2 separate regions of the Homo sapiens genome follow, and region 2 is linked to region 1. A link is an interaction called in ENCODE POLR2A ChIA-PET data of the cell type or tissue named here. Cell type or tissue: PC-9. All regions are shown on one strand. Links, peaks and the distances in the headings refer to the core of each region. The heading gives the core; the rest is flanking DNA. Region 1 has its middle 31 kb from the start of NEDD4L. Region 2 overlaps NEDD4L (NEDD4 like E3 ubiquitin protein ligase).

Evidence for each region. ChIA-PET counts read pairs that join two places held together with the same protein. Peaks named below come from ENCODE experiments on the same cell type or tissue, not always from the same donor. Only the 100,000 strongest peaks of a DNase experiment are listed, where the experiment ranks them.
Region 2: POLR2A ChIA-PET joins it to region 1 with 8 read pairs; 2 of 35 experiments call an interaction of 5 or more read pairs at or near these places.

What each region holds. Positions count from the first base shown.
Region 1 is chr18:58,008,003-58,018,171 of GRCh38, reverse strand. It overlaps the pseudogene HMGN1P30. Among named protein-coding and RNA genes, the nearest start is that of NEDD4L, 31 kb to the left of the region's middle. RefSeq lists an enhancer at 2,678-2,907. In PC-9, for the core only: no CTCF peak of the experiment used is centred there; a DNase peak (open chromatin) is centred at 4,501; H3K4me3 peaks cover 273 bases; H3K27ac peaks cover 1,903 bases.
Region 2 is chr18:58,120,532-58,130,700 of GRCh38, reverse strand. All of the region lies in intron 1 of NEDD4L (NEDD4 like E3 ubiquitin protein ligase), which reads right to left. Among named protein-coding and RNA genes, the nearest start is that of NEDD4L, 81 kb to the right of the region's middle. RefSeq lists an enhancer at 4,263-4,762. In PC-9, for the core only: no CTCF peak of the experiment used is centred there; no DNase peak of the experiment used is centred there.

The DNA of each region.
Region 1 (10,169 bases), core at 3,303-5,802:
AATACAAAGCATATTAAATGGCAATATGGAGTCAGTCCTGTGTTTAATGTCTTGAACATTTTAAATTACTTCTATTCCCATGTTGTTTTTTAGTAGAATTGTTTCCTAAAGAAAACCACTCTGATCATGGCTCTCCCTGTCAGAATTGTGTGCACTCTGTAACATCTTTGGTTTTGGTAGTCCTGTTTTCCTAATAACATTGTTACTGTGCTGTGAAAGATTACAAATATGAATATGCAGTGTACGTGCTATTCAGTTGTGGCCGTATGTGCTATTCAGGTGGGCTGTATGTAACAGCTGACCAACGTGTGAAGATACCAGTACTTGATAGCCTCTTAAGGAAAATTTGCTTCCAAATTTTAAGCTGGAAAGTCACTGGAATAACTTTAAAAAAGAATTAATTACAATACATGGCTTTTTAGAATTTCATTACATATGTTAAGAATTGTGTACAAATTGAAATGTCTGTACTGATCCTCAACCAATAAAATCTCAATTATGAAAATAAAAAAAAATCTACATAAAGGGAGAAACCCTCCAAAATATATAGAACATGGAGAGTGCTTTCTGAAATTGGACTTCAGTTGTCAAGGTCCCTTGGATGAAGGAGCACAAAAAACAAAGCCCAGGGCTTGCTCAAGCAAATAATCTAATGTAAGATCTTCCACACACAACCTTGAGGCCCTAAAGGACTATACCTTTCATGTTTAATGATGAACCAGAAATAGCCTTGCCTTCCAGGAAAGTCTTCTTGGACCTGAGCACATCAGGAGGAATCAATCCTCTGGCCCAAGGACACTATAATGGAAAACAAGTCTTCTCATGGGTTTGCAGCCCAAATTCACATCACCCAGGCAGTCCAGAAAACCTCAAGCTATAAACTCATTTTAGAATTGTTCCAGACTGGTAATAGTTTCAGGAACCTGACAGAAGCAAATGTAAATATCAGAGAACCCCACCTTCATCTGAGGCCTCAAGCAATTCCCTCAAATAATTTTCTAAGGAAAATGCATAGCTCACAGTAATAAATTAATGAATGAATAAACACTAAAAAGAAAAACAAACAACCCACAGCAGAACAGACCCACAAAATTTTAGATATTGAAATTACCTAAGGCCAGCCATGGTGACTCATACCTGTAATTCCAGCACTTTGGAAGTCCAAGGCGAGTGGATTGCTTGAGCCCAGAAGTTTGATACCAGCCTGGGCAACATTGGTGAAACCCTCTCTCTATAAAACACTAAAAAATTAGCTGCTCCCCTGTAGTCCCAGCTACTCAGGAGGCTGAGGTGGGAGGATCACTTGAGTCCAGGGAGGTTGAGGCTGCAGTGAGTTGTGTTCATGCCACTGCACTCCAGCCTGAGCGACAGAGCAAGATCCTGTCTCAAAGGAAAAAAGAAAAAAAGGATTTCTTACAATACTAAGCCTACTACTTCAGAAACAGATAAACAAACAAATAGACAAGCTGGAAAATATTTTCAGGGTATAGAAAATAATAAAAATGATACAGCAGATTTTAAAATTTGAATTTACAGAGACAAAAAATTAAGTGATTGAAATTTAAAACTTAGTGGGTATATTAAGCATTAGGCATGGTTAATGAGAGAATTAATGAACTGGAAGACAGGGCTGGAGAAATTATGCAGAATGCAGCACATGAGATGAAAAATATAAAAGGGGCATAACAAGATACAAAAGACAGAATTAAAAAGTCTCACATTTGTCTATCACAGTTCCAGAAGAGAGGAGAGTGAGATTGGGGCTGCAATATGAAACCTGAATTTTACCTTGAGAGCAGTAACAAACCATTGAAAGAATTTGAGTAGGGTGTTAATGAGGGTTGTTATGAAAGATGGTGCAGTTTAGTCACTGCTCAAAGGTTTTTGGCTGAGGGGATAAAGGGGCTAAAATGTGGCTTGTATTCAATTTAGCAGGCCACGTGCCTGGTGAGGGGTTGCATCTGGCTGGAGGAAAGAAAGCAATTAAAAAAAAAAAATTCCCACAGAAATATTATATGGCTAGTCACAGCCCTGGCCCTGACATAGATGAGTTCAAGTTTTGCTCTTCAGATATAGTGTAGAGAAGAGCTTTTCTCAAAGAAAAATGGTGTTAGATCAGTTTTTCATCTTTTCTGCCAAAGGTCAGATTTCCAGACTTTTCTCCAAAAGGTCATGCTCCTAAGAAACAATGAACATACATTCGTTTTTGTTTCTTGTGAGATTGATTATAGCCAGTTTTAGTCCTTGATCTAGACTCTGCTATTGTCTTCTTCTATAGTCATTTTTGTTCTTTTCTTATCCTTCCTGAATACATTTTGGGGTGGAAAAGGGAATCTCATCTTCTTTTTTGACTTAGCAGAGTATGTAATGCAATATGCACATTGCTTTGCATTCTGAAGCATGGAAGTGATTTTTTAAGCTACTATATCAAAAAGATAGTCACTGCTCAACTTTGTATACTGTATTATCTCAAGTCCCTGGTCAAACGAGCAATTCGCTATATCATCAACTGTCATGTTATATTGCCTGGGTTTTAGAGAATAAGGGATGGTGGTTGGTTAATAGCCCAACTTGAAATATTACGAAAGAGGGGCAATTCGAGCTGAGATGATTTACAACTCTCAGAATGGGAACTAGTGGTAGAAAATAAAGAAGGGCATTTATGTGCGGCTAATTATATTGAAGGAAAATGAGGCCAGAAGTTGGAGCGTACTCTGGTGTCTGTTACGAGGTAGGAGCTGAGATACGAGTGGGGAACGGGTGGCCTCTGTAGTTGGACTTTTAAGTTAGCAGGGATGGAGTCGAATCTGCGTAATCTTGGAAAAGGAACTTGAGAAATGTCTTCTGAGCTAGGCCAACTAGAGGAAACCAAAGTTACCCCAAATCGTCTGGGTCTTCTGTAGGTTACCCAGGGGACCAGCCCCAGCTCACAAGAACAGAAAGTGGAGAGCATTTGCATGACAGGGAACCACTGTGAGGAAGTGAAAGCACCTTATTTGCAGTAAATCAGGACACATTTATACCATTCTGTGGAGACTGCAGGGAAGAGAGATGTTTCTAGTGGAGAAGGGATGCTAAATTGGATTAATTACATAGCACGCATTAGTACTAATTAAAGATGTGTAATGCATCATTGGTATCTTCTTATTTAGTATGCTCTCAGCTGCTCATTTTCCTTCAGTGAACACAGAAAATATTAATAAAGGCTTTCATAGAATCACTTTAAACTTTGGAATCCAATTCTCCTTTTAACGTGTAGCTGAACCTTTTATGAGGAAATTCTGAACCTTACTCTTTTAGTCAAGGTCTTATTGCACTTATATTTTTAAAGAAGAGATTGTTAAGTCCATCACTAAGGTATTTACAAACGAGGGTTATCTTGCTATCATCTGCTACCCCACTTCCTCAGAAAGGATGAACCAAGCCCATAACCCTTGGGTTCTGTAACAAGTGATGGAGAAACAATGATGAATAGGACAAAGAATCTTTCTTTTGAAAGACATAACACAGAAAGGTTAATAGCTGGCTGGACATGGTGGCTCATACCTGTAATCCCAACACTTTGGGAGGCTGAGGTGGGAGGATCACTTAAGCCCAGGAGTTTGCAATTACAGTGATCTATAATCGTGCCACTGCACTCCAGTGTGGGTGACAGAGCAAGAATCTATTTCAAAAAATAAAAATAAAAAAGTGAAATAGCCATATAAATAAACCACGAAATTCAGCATGGTAAGTGTTCAAGTAGATGGTTGTACAATGTATAGGTGGAGCACAGTGGAAAGAACACTTTGTTCATTTTTAAAGTATTTAAGACCTATTGTGTGCCAAACACTATGATAGGCATTGAGGGAGATGAAGGAATAAGAAAAAACATTCTTGCACCTTTTCTTTGTGTGGGGTAGAAGCACTCTTGAGAAGAAATTAATTTTGAGAATCTTCAGAAGGATTGAGAACAGTCATTATTATTCAAAAACCTCCTAACAGATCCCACTAACTCGGGCCCAGTGGTAGAAGAGAGAGACTGAGAAAGGAATGATCCCTGCCAACGCTTCTGGCCCAGAGAAATCTCTTAGCTCTCTAGGAGCTAAGCTGTGTTGGGTCAGGCAGTTATTTTTCTCTGATGTTCCAGAACATTGCAAGAACACGTGGCCAAATTTGGTTCACTTTAACAGGGGTCACTAGCAGGGCTTTCAGCAAATGTTTAACCAACAGGTTTGCATTTTACTAGCAGTATAGTTACCATAATCTCTCTTTGCTGACAGATTTGCAGATCAGAGGTCAATAGCAGCTTTGAGAATAGTTATTGATTCATGAAGTCAAATATTCCTTAGTCCTTGCCAAACATAGACGCCTTTCTTCACCCAGAGTAACTGGTACGGGGGTAGTTTTTACCTGGAGAAAAGGAATTCTTCTAAGGCCTGTTGTGTAATAGCGTTGTAACAACAATGTATATATTCCTGGCATCTGATTTCATTCAACACCCAGATTCATTGTCTTTCAAAGAATGTGTTGACTTTGCCACCACTTTAGTCATTATTTACTTTGGGATAGATAATGTGAGTCAAAACTTTAAAGGTGGTGCCCACAGCCTACAGATTAAAGAAGCTTCAGGCAGGGAGAAACTAAAGCAATGTAATGAGGAAACAGAAAAATCCCATGTCACCTTTTTAACAGCAACAATCTTGCTTTCAAGACCTGAGTTAGGATTCCTGGCGAAGCCAACACTGGCCTGATGCTCAGGATATTCTCAGGAGGCAAAGTAGATGTAGGCTGCCCCATTCAATGCATCATGTCATGCATACCGTTTCTTCCCTGAGCTGGGAAGGAAATGGGAGTAACATTTGTGATTCACAATTTTATTAATAGCATTCATTGAGCATACCAAATGTGTGATATGCATGTCATTCAATTCTCATCACACAAGCTGTCCTACACAATTGGGACTGAAAAAAGCTCTGTGTCAGCAGCTTATGACAACAGCCTTTTCAACCAGAGCCTCAGTTTATACTTGAGGAAGCTGCTACCCAGAGAGGTTAGGGACAGTTTTCAACGGCCATGCAAGGAACACCAGAACTCTGAGTTTCTGGGCCTCTCCTCTGCTCTACCCATTGCTCTGTTCATTGATAGAGAAATACCTTAGACCTGTGCTTCTCAAATCTTACCTGCATGCAAGTCCCCAGGGATCTTGTGAAAATAAAGATTTGATTCAGCAGGTCTGGGGTGAACCCAAGATTTTGCATTTCCAACAAGCTCCTGGTGGTGCCAGTGCTGTTGGTTCCTGACAGCGCTGAGTGAGAAGGCTGTAGATGATTGTGTGTTCTTCGTTGTTCTCTTCAACGTGACATTTTCAGCACCAGTGGTGCCCTTTTCTATCTTATTATATATAGATTTTGAACTAGTGGTGACATTATATTAAATATGAAATCTGCTAAAGGTTCTTGAGTTCTGAAATAATGCTAAAGGGATTCATATATAGAGCATCTTCTTAGGAAACTTTAAAGCATCTTTGAGTCATTTTTCCTTGAATGTCACTCCTGTCACCATTGAGATATGTACCAGCACTAAGGACCAAAGTGTGACAGATCAAAGCACAGCATTGATTGTGCAATCATTGGCGTACACATATAGACATTTAAAAAAATGTGACAAAGCTTTTAAATATATTTTGGGTCAACACCAAGATATATTTTTCAGAGATGCAGCAGTGTGGTAGTGGTCATTTGCCAGGGATTGGGATTCTGGATTCCAATCTCTCTGCCTCTCCCACATAGCCTTGAGAGCTGAAGCTCCAGCCCTCTAGGCCTCATGGTCCAGATCTATAGGAGAATGGTTGGAAGAGATAATCTGGAAGGCTTATTACTTTCTTGTTTTATGGTTGGTGATGATTAGCATCTTTCTTTTCTAGAATGACCTACCACAAAATGTAGAAAGCCATTTTTCCCTTTGGGTAACCAGGAAGATTTTGATGAAAACAGCTGGCAAATATAAGCCAATTATTGGCTTCTCTTAGCCTGTTGCTATAGCAGAAGGAGTCCTGAATTAGGAGGCTGCAGATACGTGCTGTGTAATATTGGGCAAATTACTCCATCTCTCTGAGTCTCAGTTTCATCATCTGCAAAATGATAGGATTGATGCTCTAAGTCTATTTTAGTAGTAATGATCCATATAATAAATGGAAACAGTTAATGAATTTCTTGAACCTGGTTTTCTTTTCTCGTTTGTCCCCAATCTTTACCCATGATGAAAGGAGTGGGTCCCCAACCATGCCCCCTATCCTTATGGATAGAGAACTCGTGAACTCCTGAAGAACAGAGACATATCTGCTATTCCAGCCTTCCCTCATCATCCTTTGAATAGTTGGCACAATGAATGAATGAATGAGCTGTTGTACCACAGGACTAATAGGAAACAGTCAGATCCATTGAGGTCAGTGCTGTCAATGAGATTGTCCAGGAGCTATAATCATGGGTCTATAGTGGACAGCACAGAAGCTATTGACCACAGGGGCAGTGAAAAGTGTTTTTATCCCCCGGATGCTTATAGGGCCAAGATTATCCAGGATGCAAGATGATGTTATTAGCAAAGGATGCTACTACATCCTTATGTTATTAGCAAAACTGCAATGGTGTTAAGGACCCTGGGAGGGAAGAAAAATTAGCAACTTTGAGATCATCCTCTTTAGTTTTCATTTCAATCTCTAATGCTAAATTTTAATTTGAATTGGGAATTGGGTTTAATCATAAGTGTTTCCATAGGGAACAGGGCCTGTGAAATTTAGAACATATTTGTAGCTGTCTAGCTTGGTTTCAAGAGAAAAATCCCTTCTTTTGGGGAGACTATGAACATCTGGGAATTGTGGGCAGATATAATTAAAAGAATCATAGATGTTAGAGCAGGAAGGATCTTTGTCAATTAGTTCTACCCTTTGTTTTCTGTTCTTCTCATAGGCAAACTTGGGGTGTGGAGGAGGGAAAAGAAAATTAGCTATGCGAGCATTGGAAGCTGCTCCCCTCAGACTTAGTGGTGACCCTGAGAAAACACAGAGAACAAGACCACCTCTAGATCAGTGTTCATTAAAAACACATTTTCCTCGTTGGGTGCTGTGGCTCACGCCTGTAATCCCTGCACTTTGGGAGGCCAAGGCAGGCAGATCATTTGAGGTCAGGAGTTTGAAACCAGCCTGGCCAACATGGTGAAACCCTGTTTCTACTAAAAATACAAAAATTATCTGAATGTGGTGGCACGCACCTGTAATCCAAGCTACTTGGGGGGCTGAGGCAGGAGAATCACTTGAACCAAGGAGGCGGAGGTTGCAGTGAGCCGATATCGTGCCACTGCACTCCAGCCTGGGCGACAGAGCGAGACTCCATCTCAAAAACAACAACAACAACAACAAACACATATTCCTCAGCTCCTTCATGCACACATTCTCCTTCAGGGGTTTGGGGTAGGGCCAGGGACCTGTGATTTTTACCAAGCTGCCTAGATGATTCTTAGACACTTTTGAGTTTGAGAATCTAGCTTTGGGCAATTTGCAGTCATTCCCACTTTCACCTGAATAAAATTCAAGTAGATTGTACGTATTTAAGAGAAAGAAAGAAGAGAACTTATGGTTAAATACAGGAGAGTGTTTTGATTGTTTTGGTTTTTGTTTTAGAGATGGAATCTTACTCTGTTGCCCCAGCTGGCGTGCAGTGGTGCAATCATAGCTCACTGCAGCCTTTAACTCCTGGGATGAAGCAATCCTCTTGTCTCAGCCTCAGGAGTAGCTAGGACCACAGGTGTGCACCACCAAGCCTGGCTAACTTCATTTTTTTTTCTTTGTAGAGACAGGATCTCACTATGTTGGCCAGGCTCCTGGCCTCAAGCAATCCTCCCACCTCGAAATTCCGAAATTCTGGGATTACAGGTGTGAGCCACTGTGTCCAGCCAGAAGGGTATTTTGTAATAGTCTGGGAAGAGGTGACTCTGGGGAGAGGTGAGTTTTAAAAAAATAACACAAGTGAGAAGGTAGGATGCATTGAGGAAAAAAACTTTTTTTTGAGACAAGATCTTGCTCCGTCACCCAGGCTGGATGGAGTGCAGCGGTGCTACCTTGGCTCACTGCAGCCTTGACCTCCTGGGCTCAAGTGATCCTCCCACCTCAGCCTCCTGAGTAGCTGGGACTATAGATGCACACTACCACACCTTGTTAATTTTTGTATTTTTGGTACAAAAATGGGGTTTTGCCATGTTGCCCAGGCTTATATCAAACTCCTGGGTTCAAGCAATCCTCCTGTCTCAGCCTCCTAAAGTGCTGGGATTACAGGCATAAGCCACTAAGGCAGCTGGGAAAATTTTTTCATCAAAGCTCTGCTCAGGGTTGGTTAGCTTTTATTTGAAATCTTCTTTAACAATATCTAAGACTCTGAACATCTCTTTTAAGATGTTTCTATACAATGAAGAAATGGAATTGTTCTTTAAGTCACCTCACCAGCTCAACGCCTCAAACTACAAATTATCTCCACTGGGGATGGGGTGGGATGGGAGGAAGGAGGCCCTTGAAGACATTTTGCAAGACTAAACCTTCCCCTCAGCTATCCAAATGTTGTGTGAGCACAGTCAAATTCCTTGTTATGTTTGTCTTTTTTCCTTCTACTCCTTGTGGAGACATTCCAAAAGGAAGAAATTTCACTGGACATACAGACACCTCAAAAATCACACTGCATTTCTTGATGTACAGGGCTGTTGTGATTCATGGACTTGGTAAATAGAGGCCTTTTCAAGTTAGACTTTTCCAAGGATTGGCAGTAATTTATACACTGGGGCCTCAGGGAATTGAGGAATTCATGTATTTTGTAGGAATGAGCTGAGTCTCTCCCTTGGGACTAGCACTACTCAAGGAGTACAGAAGACACAAAATACAGTGTCTCTATTTTCAAAAAGTGTATAGTCTTGTCAGGGAGATAAAACAGACACAAATAAAGCAGAGAGCAATACCAGACCTTACAAACAATGGTATTAAAGTGAATATCACTCATTTAACAAACTCCTTCCTATATAGCACTAACTGAATTCAACTCAGGTGAAAAATCCTCTTTTTGAAATATTTTCTCCCAGATTGTAGTAGTAAAAGTTTTCCACTTGACTCTTAACTTATAGCAGCACTCCCTTGAACCATATCTTGGTAGACAAATCAAAGATGGAGGGAGAGGAAATAAATGTATTTTGCATGTGGGAGTGATGTGAATTGTTGTGGCCAAACGGCAAACGGTGACTGATTGTCTTTTCCAGAGGTAACTAAACCAGTAGATTCCCACTCCCATATGCTTTTCCTGTAACATGATGGATACGCCTTCCATGAAAGGTGAGATCTATAGCCCATTCCCTTGAATCTGGGCAGAAGCTGAGCATGCTGACAACCAGCCAAAGCTGGGTCTTTCACTCTTACAACACAAGGAAATGAATTCTGCCAAACACCTGAAAAAGCTTAGGAGCAGGTTTCCCCCATTTGAGTCTCCAAATGAGAATGCAGCCCAGCCAATACCTTAATGGCAGCCTTGTGAGACCCTAAGCAGAAGATCCAGTTAAAAGATATGGCTTAAGCTGGCCGGGCACAGTGGCTCATGCCTGTAATCCCAGCACTTTGGGAGGCCGAGGCGGGCGGATCACGAGGTCAGGAGATTGAGACCATCCTGGCTAACACGGTGAAACCCTGTCTCTACTAAAAAATACACAAAAATTAGCTGGGCATGGTGGCGGGTGCCTGTAGTCCCAGCTACTTGGGAGGCTGAGTCAGGAGAATGGCCTGAACCCAGGAGGTGGAGCTTGCAGTGAGCCGAGATCGTGCTACTGCACTCCAGCCTGGGCGACAGAGCGAGACTCTGTCTCAAAAAAAAAAAAAAAGATATGGCTTATGCTTGACCCATGGGACCTGTGACATGAGTGTGCATGGTTTAAGCCACAGTTTATGGTGATTTGCTGTGCAGCGGTAGGGAACCAAAACACCTGGCTACCCTGATGGTGCCATGCTGGAGAGACCACACTGGAAAGGCCACATTGCGACAAAGAGACAGTTCCAGGAGTCCAAGCTGTTCCAGCCCCCAGCTGTTTCAGTCTCTGCAGCATCAGCCACTAGGCTTGTAAATGGACCTTCAGATAATTCCAGTTCCCAGCCTTCAAACCCTCTC
Region 2 (10,169 bases), core at 4,333-6,832, 110 kb before region 1:
AACCCCAACAGAGCCCAACACCGCCACTGTTCTGCTAGATCACAGTCAACCAAACCCCAACAGAGCCCAACACCGCCACAGTTCTGCTAGATCACAGTCAACCAAACCCCAACAGAGCCCAACACCGCCACAGTTCCGCTAGATCACAACCAAACCCCAACAGAGCCCAACACCGCCACAGTTCCGCTAGATCACAACCAAACCCCAACAGAGCCCAACACCGCCACAGTTCCGCTAGATCACAACCAAACCCCAACAGAGCCCAACACAGCCACAGTTCCGCTAGATCACAGTCAACCAAACCCCAACAGAGCCCAACACAGCCACAGTTCCGCTAGATCACAGTCAACCAAACCCCAACAGAGCCCGACACCACAGTTCCACTCACAACCAAACCCCAACAGAGCCCAACACTGCCACAGTTCCACTAGATCACAACCAAACTCCAGAGCCCAACACAGCCACAGTTCCACTAGATCACAGTCAACCAAACCCCAACAGAGCCCAACACCGCCACAGTTCCGCTAGATCACAGCCAAATTCCAACAGAGCCCAACACAGCCACAGTTCCGCTAGATCACAGTCAACCAAACCCCAACAGAGCCCAACACCGCCACAGTTCCACTAGATCACAGCCATATTCCAACAGAGCCCAACATAGCCACAGTTCAACTAGATCACAGTCAACCAAACCCCAACAGAGCCCAACACCGCCACAGTTCCACTAGATCACAGTCAACCAAACCCCAACAGAGCCCAACACCGCCACAGTTCCACTAGATCACAACCAAACTCCAGAGCCCAACACAGCCACAGTTCCACTAGATCACAGTCAACCAAACCCCAACAGAGCCCAACACCACCACAGTTCCACTAGATCACAGTCAACCAAACCCCAACAGAGCCCAACACCACAGTTCCGCTCACAACCAAACCCCAACAGAGCCCAACACCGCCACAGTTCTGCTGGATCGCAACCAACCAAATCCCAATGAAGCCACGCGTGTGGACAAGATAAACCCATGACTGCTGAGATCACAAGGTCCCTATCTGAGTTTCTCTGCGACAAATCTTCCCAAAGTTTATTAAGAACACACAGCTTAATGAAATCATTTGTTGATCTCCCACCCACCACCAGCAAGAGTTCTGAAACACATGATTCCTCCAACTCAAGATGGGCCAGAAAGCAAGTAGAAAACCAAGTTGGGTGCTCTATTTTAGTGGAGAAGCTTCCAGAACAGAGGGGCAGAAGATGGCCAACTGAAATGACAGACCATAAGAATTCACTGTGTGTTTCCTCTCTTTTTATCTAATCCCAGGACATGAACACATCTGTACTCAAATTTCAGGACAGTCCACACACTGAGGCCAAATGCAGATGACTTGGTTTCTCCTTCTGAATCCACCGTTGTGTTTTTCTCACACCACTGATAACTGAAAACAGACGAGATGCAAGCAGGCTGAGCAGCAGCAGCCAAGGGTAGGCACGGATGCCTCAGTCAGCCCTTTGTGTCTTGAAGCACGGGCAACTGGCTGGGCAACTTTCTCAGGGCTTCCTCTATCAGCAATCTGGGCTGGACCAGCAGGCATGTAAGTTAAAGAAAATGATAAAGCACAGGCCGCTTTTTTTATTTTAATCTCAAATGCGTGATCTGGATTTCCATTTTGAAAACAAATGCTGGAAAATGTGACCCCTATGCAAGGCCCCCTCCTAATGAGGTCTGCCTGTTATACATGCGTGACAGGCGCTTCATAGCTTGGAACTAACCGCACTGTATTTGATGTGCTCAGCACAGCAGGTGACTGTAGGTAGAAAATCATTAACAGTACCGTGAGCTCGCAGTCAGCAATCCAAAGGCCAAGTTCAACCAGGAAAAATAAAAACCACCACTGCCCTCTACATCCAAGAGACTTCATCTTACACTTCAGGCATTTAAATGTGCTGCTCAACCACAACGCATTAAGCGGGGAAGGGCTTTTAAAAATCCCAACATTTACACACAGAAACAGCAAGCACCATCCAGCCATAGCTGCCTACAAAGCACAGAAGACGTGGCCCCGCCAGGATTTCCAGCATCCGTCCCTGCTACAGGCAGTTGCCAGAGAGAACATAAACAAGGGTATCCAATGGAAGAGGGACAAGGGACAGGATTTACGTTGCACTGTTTATGCTATGGAATCTGTTGTTTTGGGACTCAAAACTTCAAGTTGCCGAGATGCCTGTATAATTGACTCAGAGGCCACGATATGGGCAGCTGGACATACCAATTCCCAGCCAGCCCCATCCAAACTGCCTCAAGGGGAGGGTTCTTTGACCTATTAAGTTTCCTGGGATAAGAAGAACTTTACAACCAGGCACAAGAAGGGATGCTAAAATAAATAAATGAGCACGCTGGGAGGCCGAGGCGGGTGGATCACCTGAGGCCAGGAGTTAGAGACCAGCCTGGCCAATGTGGTGAAACCCCATCTCTACTAAAAATACAAAAATGAGCCGGGTGCAGTGGCGGGAGCCTGTAGTCCCAGCCACTTGGGAGGCTGAGGCAGGAGAATCACTAGAACCCAGGAGGTGGAGGTTGCAGTGAGCCGAGATCGTGCCATCGCACTCCAGCCTGGGCGACAGAGTGAGACCCTGTCTCAAACAAAACAAAACAAAGGAAAGCAAAGCAAAACAAAACAAAACAAAACAAAAAAATTAGCCGGGCATGGTGGCACTGGGCTGAGGCACAAGAATCACTTGAACTGGGAGGTGGGGTTTGCAGTGAGCCAAGATCGTGCCAGCCTCGGTGACAAAGCAGGACTCTGTCTCAAAAAAATAAATAATAAATAAATAAATGTTGATTCTTTTTTTTTTTTTTTTTTTGAGACGGAGTCTCACTCTGTGGCCCAGGCTGGAGTGCAGTGGCACTATGTCCGCTCACTGCAAACTCCGCCTCCCGTGTTCACACCATTCTCCTGCCTCAGCCTCCTGAGTAGCTGGGACTACAAGCACCTGCCACCACGCCCAGCTAATTTTTGGTATTTTTTAGTAGAGATGGGGTTTCACTGTGTTAGGCCAGGATGGTCTCAATCTCCTGACCTCGTGATCCGCCTGCCTCGGCCTCCCAAAGTGCTGGGATCACAGGTGTGAGCCACCGCACCCGGCCGATTTTTTTTTTTTTAAATAAAGGTGAGGTTTCGCCATGTTGCCCAGGCTGGTCCCAAACTCCTGGCCTCAAGCGATCTTCCCGCCTCGGCCTCCCAGTGTGGAGATTACAGGTGTGGGCCACCGTGTCCAGCCTGAAATGAATAAATGAATCATAATGGCAAAGGTATCATCCTGAACCTTCACACAGCCAAAGAATTGTGTTTGTAAACAAATACAGCGCTGCCCACAGAATGTCGTCCTGTGATGACGGGGACGTCCACATCTGCAGCGTCCTGTGGGCAGCCACTAGCCGCATGTGTCTACGGAGCACCTACAATATGGCTAATACCACGGAGGACCTTTCTATTTGTTTTATTTAAGCTCAACTGGAATCTAGCCTGGTGTGGCCAGCACTCCTTTATGGGCCAGTATAGCTCTGGTCCGCCAGGAGGGAGGATGACAGGAGACGGGGTTTGCTATCAGAGAAAAGCAAGAGAGCATGAACAGGTAAGCAGAGAAGAAGGTGACCAAGCCGCGAGCAGCCGTCACCCCAGTCTCACCTATCCCGACAGGAATGCAGACAGAAACCCAGAGAGAGAATCGCAAGGGTTCTCTGGTCAGTCAACCCCAGGTGAGGACAGGGCTGCCCAGGCAGGCACCTCACCCCTGGGTGCTGGGGTGCGGGTGCCAAGGCAGAGTGAGAGTCTGCAGGGAACTGACATTCCTGGGGGGTGCAATAGACACCTGCAAAGAAATAAGCTAATTTTATGTTTAGAAAGTGCTACAGAGGCAACAGAAAAGGGTAACCGACTGCTGGGGAGGATATGGAGAGACTGGAGCTCCCACTTGATGCTGGTGGGAATGCAAATGGTGCAGATGAAAAACAGGCCAGCAGCTTCTCAAATGCTTAAATGTAGAGTTACCGTAACTCCATGGTTATTCCATTCCTAAGTCTATGTCCACACAAAAACCTGCACACAAGTGTTCATGGCAGCATCATTCTACCAAAAAGTAGAAACAAACCAAATGCTCATGAATTGATGAATGGACTTTTTAAAAAAACAGGTGGTATATCCATACAATGGGCTATTATCTGCCATAAAAAGGAATGAAGTACTGATGCATGCTATCACACGGGATGGGCCGTGGAAACACGCCACGTGAAAGGGGTCCCAAGCAAAAGACCCCCTAGTATGATTCCGTTTATGCAAAATATTCAGAATCAGCACACCTACAGAGACAGAAAGATAGGGTTCTCCAGGGGCTCAGGGGAACAGGGAATCACAAAGTCATAGCTAAAGGATACAAGGTTTCTCTTTCAGCTGATGAAAATTTTCTAAAATTGGCTATGGTGATGTCTGCACATGTGTGTGAATATACTAAAAGCCACCGCATTGCATCACCCATTAAATGGGTGAATTGTAAGAGATGTGAATTTGATCTCAATAATGACTGGGGAGAAAGCTGCAGCTGGAGTGTTCAGGCCTCTCGGAGCAACGGTCCCCTTCAAGGCTAAAGGGAGTCAGCCCCGTGAGGATGCAGGCGAAGGGCGTTCTGACCAAAAGTAACAACAGCAGATGCCAACTTCCCCAGACTGGAACCCGTTTGGTGCGTGCGCCAGGCAGACGGATGCCCGGGTGGCGGGACCTGCCCTGTCCATGAGGTAGCCACAAACAGCTGCCAAGTACTGGAGATGTGGCTGGCTAAATTGAGAGGTGGTAGGTCAAACTTCCAAGACCCCGGATCAAAAGAAAAGACTGTTAAATACTTGATTAATCTTTGTGTGAATACTGATTACATGTTGAAATATTTTTGATATCATGAGTTAACTAAAATGCATTAAAATTCATTTCACCTGTTTTCTTTTTAATGTGACTACTAGAAAAGTTACCGTACATAGGTGGCTGGCATTTGCGGTCCAAATTATATTTCCTGGGCTGCATGAGGCACAGAGAAGAGAGTGGAGAGGCTGGCAGTGGGGTGGTGACTCGAGATCATATAAGGGCTCAGAGGCATGAGGCAAGAGTGAGCTTTAGTTCTAAATGTGATGGGCCACTGAGGACCTGATGTGATTTCATTTCTACCATGAACACATCGCTCTGACTATTCCAAAGACTGGAGGTGAACAAAGAAGGGGGTGGCCAGAGAGAATGACATGAAAGCCTGCCTCAACTGGTCAGATTCAGAAACACACACACACACACACACACACACACACCCTCCTGGTGGGGGGAAGAGGACAGTGTTACAGTTAAGAGCCCAGGCTTAGAAACACATTGCTTGGATTTAAATCTCAGCTGCAACACAGGAAATTTCTGTGAGCAAATTATTTAACTTCTCTGTGCCTGACCTTTCTCATTCACAAATAGGTTATTACAGGCCAGGCGCGATGCCTCACACCTCTAATCCCCACAATCTATAAGTCAAAGTGGGAGGATCGCTTGAGGCCATGAGTTCGAGACCAGCTTTGGCAACATCATGAAACCCCATCTCTCAAAATGTTTTTTAATAAATTAGCTGGTGGCAAGCACCTGTAGTCCCAGCTACTCAAAAGGGTGAGGTGGGAGGACTGCCTGAACCCAGGAGTCTGACGCTGCAGTGAGCTATGATTGGACCACTGCACTCCAGCTTGGGTGACAGTGTAAGACCCTGCCATTCATTCATCCACACATCCATCCATTAATTAATTAATTACATAGGTTTTAATAGCCTTCCTCATGCAGGTTAATACACTCTTCTTCAAATGCTTAGAATGGTGTCAGGCACATAGGAAGCACTCAATAAATGTTAGTGATTATTATTGAATAAAGTATGTGAGGGAAGATGATAAACTTGTTTTTTTACTGAGAAACCAGGTAAGAGCTGGTGCCGTTTAGTGACAGTGGGCAGGATGTGGTGGTGAAGGCAGATCTGGGCAGGAAGAGCAGCGGCTCCATGTGGGCCACGTTAAGGTTGAGAATCATCTTGGTCCTCAAGTGGGAATGCCAGACAGAGAGGTGACTCTCTAAAGATGGAGCACAGAGGTGAGGAGGCTGGGCTGGCAGCCTCAAGGTGAGATTCCACTTACAGAGAGTGTTGGAAGGTTTGGGATGGATGGAGACAGAGCACAGAAGGCACTTGGAGCAGCACTTGGAGGCGGAGAAGCAGAGGAGTAGCCAGAGGGAGACCAAGGAGGAGCCATCGAGGAGGCCGGGGAGGAACAGACAACATGCCACACAGAAATCGGGCTTAGTGGAGTCAATGCTCTCAAAGGCACCGCAGGCGGAGGAAGATGAGGGCAGGCCATGCACGAGTCTGACCAGATGTGGTCCCTCACAGGCTCACCCAGGACAGCACAGCTGGCACTGACATCCGGCCTCCCACCCGGGGAACACCCTCTGGCACTCTCAGAAGGGACAGCTTGTCACCCGGTCATTGGAGAAGGAATGGACACAGTTACTAGACTGGAAGGGGCAATCGGAAGGCAGGCGCTGGAGAGGGCAGGATATAGTCTCTACAGGTCACTTCTTTCTACGGAGTGAGGCACAACAGGGGCAGTGGCCAAGAGGGACGTGGCACTGGTAAGGACATTTTTAAAGAGAAACGTCATAAGGCCTGTTTTTACGCTATTTGGAAGGATGCGGAAGAAAGGAAGAAACGAATAATGCAGGAGGAAAAAGGGTTAACTGCAGGAGTGACATCCTTGGGAAGCAGGAAGAAGATGCCTTGAGAGTGGCAAGGGGCCTGAGTGAGACAGGAGCTGGGGAAGCCTCCGCGGCAGCAGGTGGAAAGGTGGAGGCGAGACAGGGGGTCTCACTGACTGAACGGCTTCTTTCCTCAATGAGACAAGCAGCAAAGTCATCAGCTAGGAGAATGATGGGAGGTGTGGAGAACTGATGAGCAGAAGGTATGAAAGAGTTTTCTCTGAACCGATGAAACTGCTGCAAAAGTGTAATAAGATTCCTGATACAATGAGTGATGACAGCCGATCTGAAGAGATGCAAGTCCAGTTGGCAGTTTTGGAATAATTGTGAAAGTGGGTTTAACCAGGGTGGGGTGTCCAACCGGGGCGGGGGTCTCCTCAGGGAGTACAAAGCAGTTTGGCTGTTTACAGGAAGGGACCATGAGGTTCAGGCTACAGCAAAGTCCCCTGAGGGCACCGGAAAGGGGGTGAAAAGGTGGTGGGTCCACAGATTGGCAAAGCCCGGGATTTCCAAGACGATTTCAAGTGGGAAGGCTGGGAACGGAAGATCGCAGAGTGGGGTGCCTGAGATCAGGGTTCTAGAGGCTAACCTGGACGAGATCTAAAAAGGGTCACTAAAATGAGGTACAGAAAGGCAGCTGGACCAGAAGAAGTCAAGAATGGACAGGCCAGGTTGCTGGGTGGATACTCTGTGAAGAGACCAGCAGGGTTGGCGGTGTCTTCAAGGGCCAGCCAGGCTTCCATTAGAAAGAGAAGGTGCGGGAACATTCAGAGGTGGTGGAGGATGTAAGGATGCTGCCATGACAGGGAACCCAAAAGGCACAGAGGCAAGAACAGTATAACAGATATAAACAGTCAGTGGGGCCAGGTGCAGTGGCTCACACCTGTAATCCCAGCACTCTGGGGGGCTGAAGTGGGTGGATCACTTGAGGTCAGGAGTTCGAGACTAGCCTGGCCATCATGGTGAAACTCCATCTCTGCTAAAAATACAAAAATGAGCCAGGCGTGGTGGCACACACCTGTAATCCCTACTCAGGGGGCTGAGGCAGGAGAATTGCTTGAACTTGGGAGGCAGACACTGCAGTGAGCCGAGATCATGCCATTGCACTCCAGTCTGGGCAACAGAGCAAGACTCTGTCTCAAAAAAAAAAGAAAAAGAAAAAAGAAAAAAAATCCATCAGTGGGATGGGTGGACACCACTTGACAACTGCTTTGAAAGCAAACAATAAATCAGCCAGGTATAGCAGCCTCATTAACTCAGCAGTATCTAAATACACATCATGTGAAAAGTTACCACAAATTTTAAGTCTCTTAAAAAGGGCAAGTTGGAGGTAGCAAGGCAAACACCACTCCAGGGCTCACTAGACTTTTATATTTTATTTTATTTTATTTTATTTTAGACAGAATTTTGCTCTTGTTGCCCAGGCTGGAGTGCAATGGCGCAATTTCGGCTCACTGGAACCTCCTCCTGGGTTCAAGCTATTCTCCTGCCTCAGCCTCCTGAGTAGCTGGAATTACAGGCGCCCGCCACCACACCCGGCTAATTTTTGTATTTTTAGTAGAGACGGGGTTTCACCGTGTTGGCCAGACTGGTCTCGAACTCCTGACCTCAGGTGATCCACCCGCCTTGGCCTCCCAAAGTGCTGGGATTACAGGCGTGAGCCACAGCACCCGGCCTAGATTGAGTTTTAGACACTTGTCAGCAACTAAACACTGCCAACCCTGCCATCAGGTTGTGGGCACAAAACCATCACTTCCACCCCAGCCCTAGGGCTGAATGGCAGCTGTAAGCCAAAGGGCTACCACTAGAGGGCGACACAGCCCAAAGACTTGAGCAACTCCCAGGCACTGATTTTAATAAAACAAAGCTCTGAGCAGAACGAGTTGAAATTTCTCAAGTTCAAAAACCTAGTTTATTTTTTAAATGAAACAATACTATAAAAACATAGAAAAAACACATATATGGGTGTGCAGAGAAAAAGGTCTCAAAGGCTTCACACCAACCTGGTAACAGGGAAAATAAGACATGGGAAGGGAATGGGGCAAGGCAGAGAAATGGCAGACCTCCACTTTTTAGCCTAAAGGCTATGCTGAGTATTTTTCAAGATTGCATTCATATATTATTGGGATAATTTTAAAATACATTACAAATCAGAAAATATAATAAACATAGAAAACATATAGTTGGCCAGGTGTGGTGGCTCATGCCTGCAATCCCAGCACTTTCGAAAGCCAACACAGGATGATGACTTGAGCCCAGGAGTTTGAGACCAGCCTGGGCAACACAGTGAGACCTCATCTCTACAAAAAAAATTTTTGTTAATTAGCCAGCTGTAGTGGAACTCGCCTGTGGTTCTAACTACTTGGGCAGTTGAAGTGGAAGGAGCGCTTGAGCCTGCAGTGAGCCAGGGCCACACCACTGCTCCAGCCTGGGTGATAGAGAGACCCTGTCAAAAAAAAAAAGAATGAAAGAAAAGAAAGAAAGATTAACAACTGAACAAAACTTGCTACAGACAGAATCTCCAAACCAGCAGCATTCAGAAGGGTTCTAAAATCTATCTCACTGAATTCTGTAGGTAGTTCCTGAGGAAAACCGGGCCCCCAAAGAGTAATTTGCTCCAACAGGGGCCAAAGTTAAAATAACAGCCCACTCTCATCCAAGATCCTAATAACACACGTGAGAATCCTTTCTCTGTTGTGTCCTCTACTAAAATGCTAGCAGTTATGGTTTGGTCATCAATTCTCTATCTTACTAATATCATTCTACACTCTGTTCTCCCCACCAAAAAAAAGAGAAGACACTTTTACTTAGATCACATTGCTGAAATGGCATGTCTTCCTTTGGCTAAATTAAATTTTAACAAATATCTGTTGAAACTTTCATCACTTGATAGAAAAACATCACTTAATTATTATAAATCTAAAAACCTACCTAAGTCCATATCTTCAAATTATCTGCAATGTATAAAAACAGTCCAAGCAGAATATGGTAATAGTCACCTGAGTACATAAAGATACCAGTGGGGATGGGGGAGTGAGGGGGGGATTACATCTGTTGGACTAAAGAAAATTTTCCTGAATTTGAAGGTAGAAAGGGACTTTTTTTCTTTTTTTTGAGATGGAGTCTTGCTCTGTCACCCAGGTTGGAGTGCAGTGGCGTGATCTCGGCTCACCGCAAGCTCCGCCTCCCAGGTTCATGCCATTCTCCTGCCTCAACCTCCCGAGTAGCTGGGACTACAGGCTCCCGCCACCACGCCTGGCTAATTTTTTTGTATTTTTAGTAGAGACGGGGTTTCACTGTGTTAGCCAGGATGGTCTCGATCTCCTGACCTCGTGATCCGCCCGCCTCAGCCTCCCAACGTG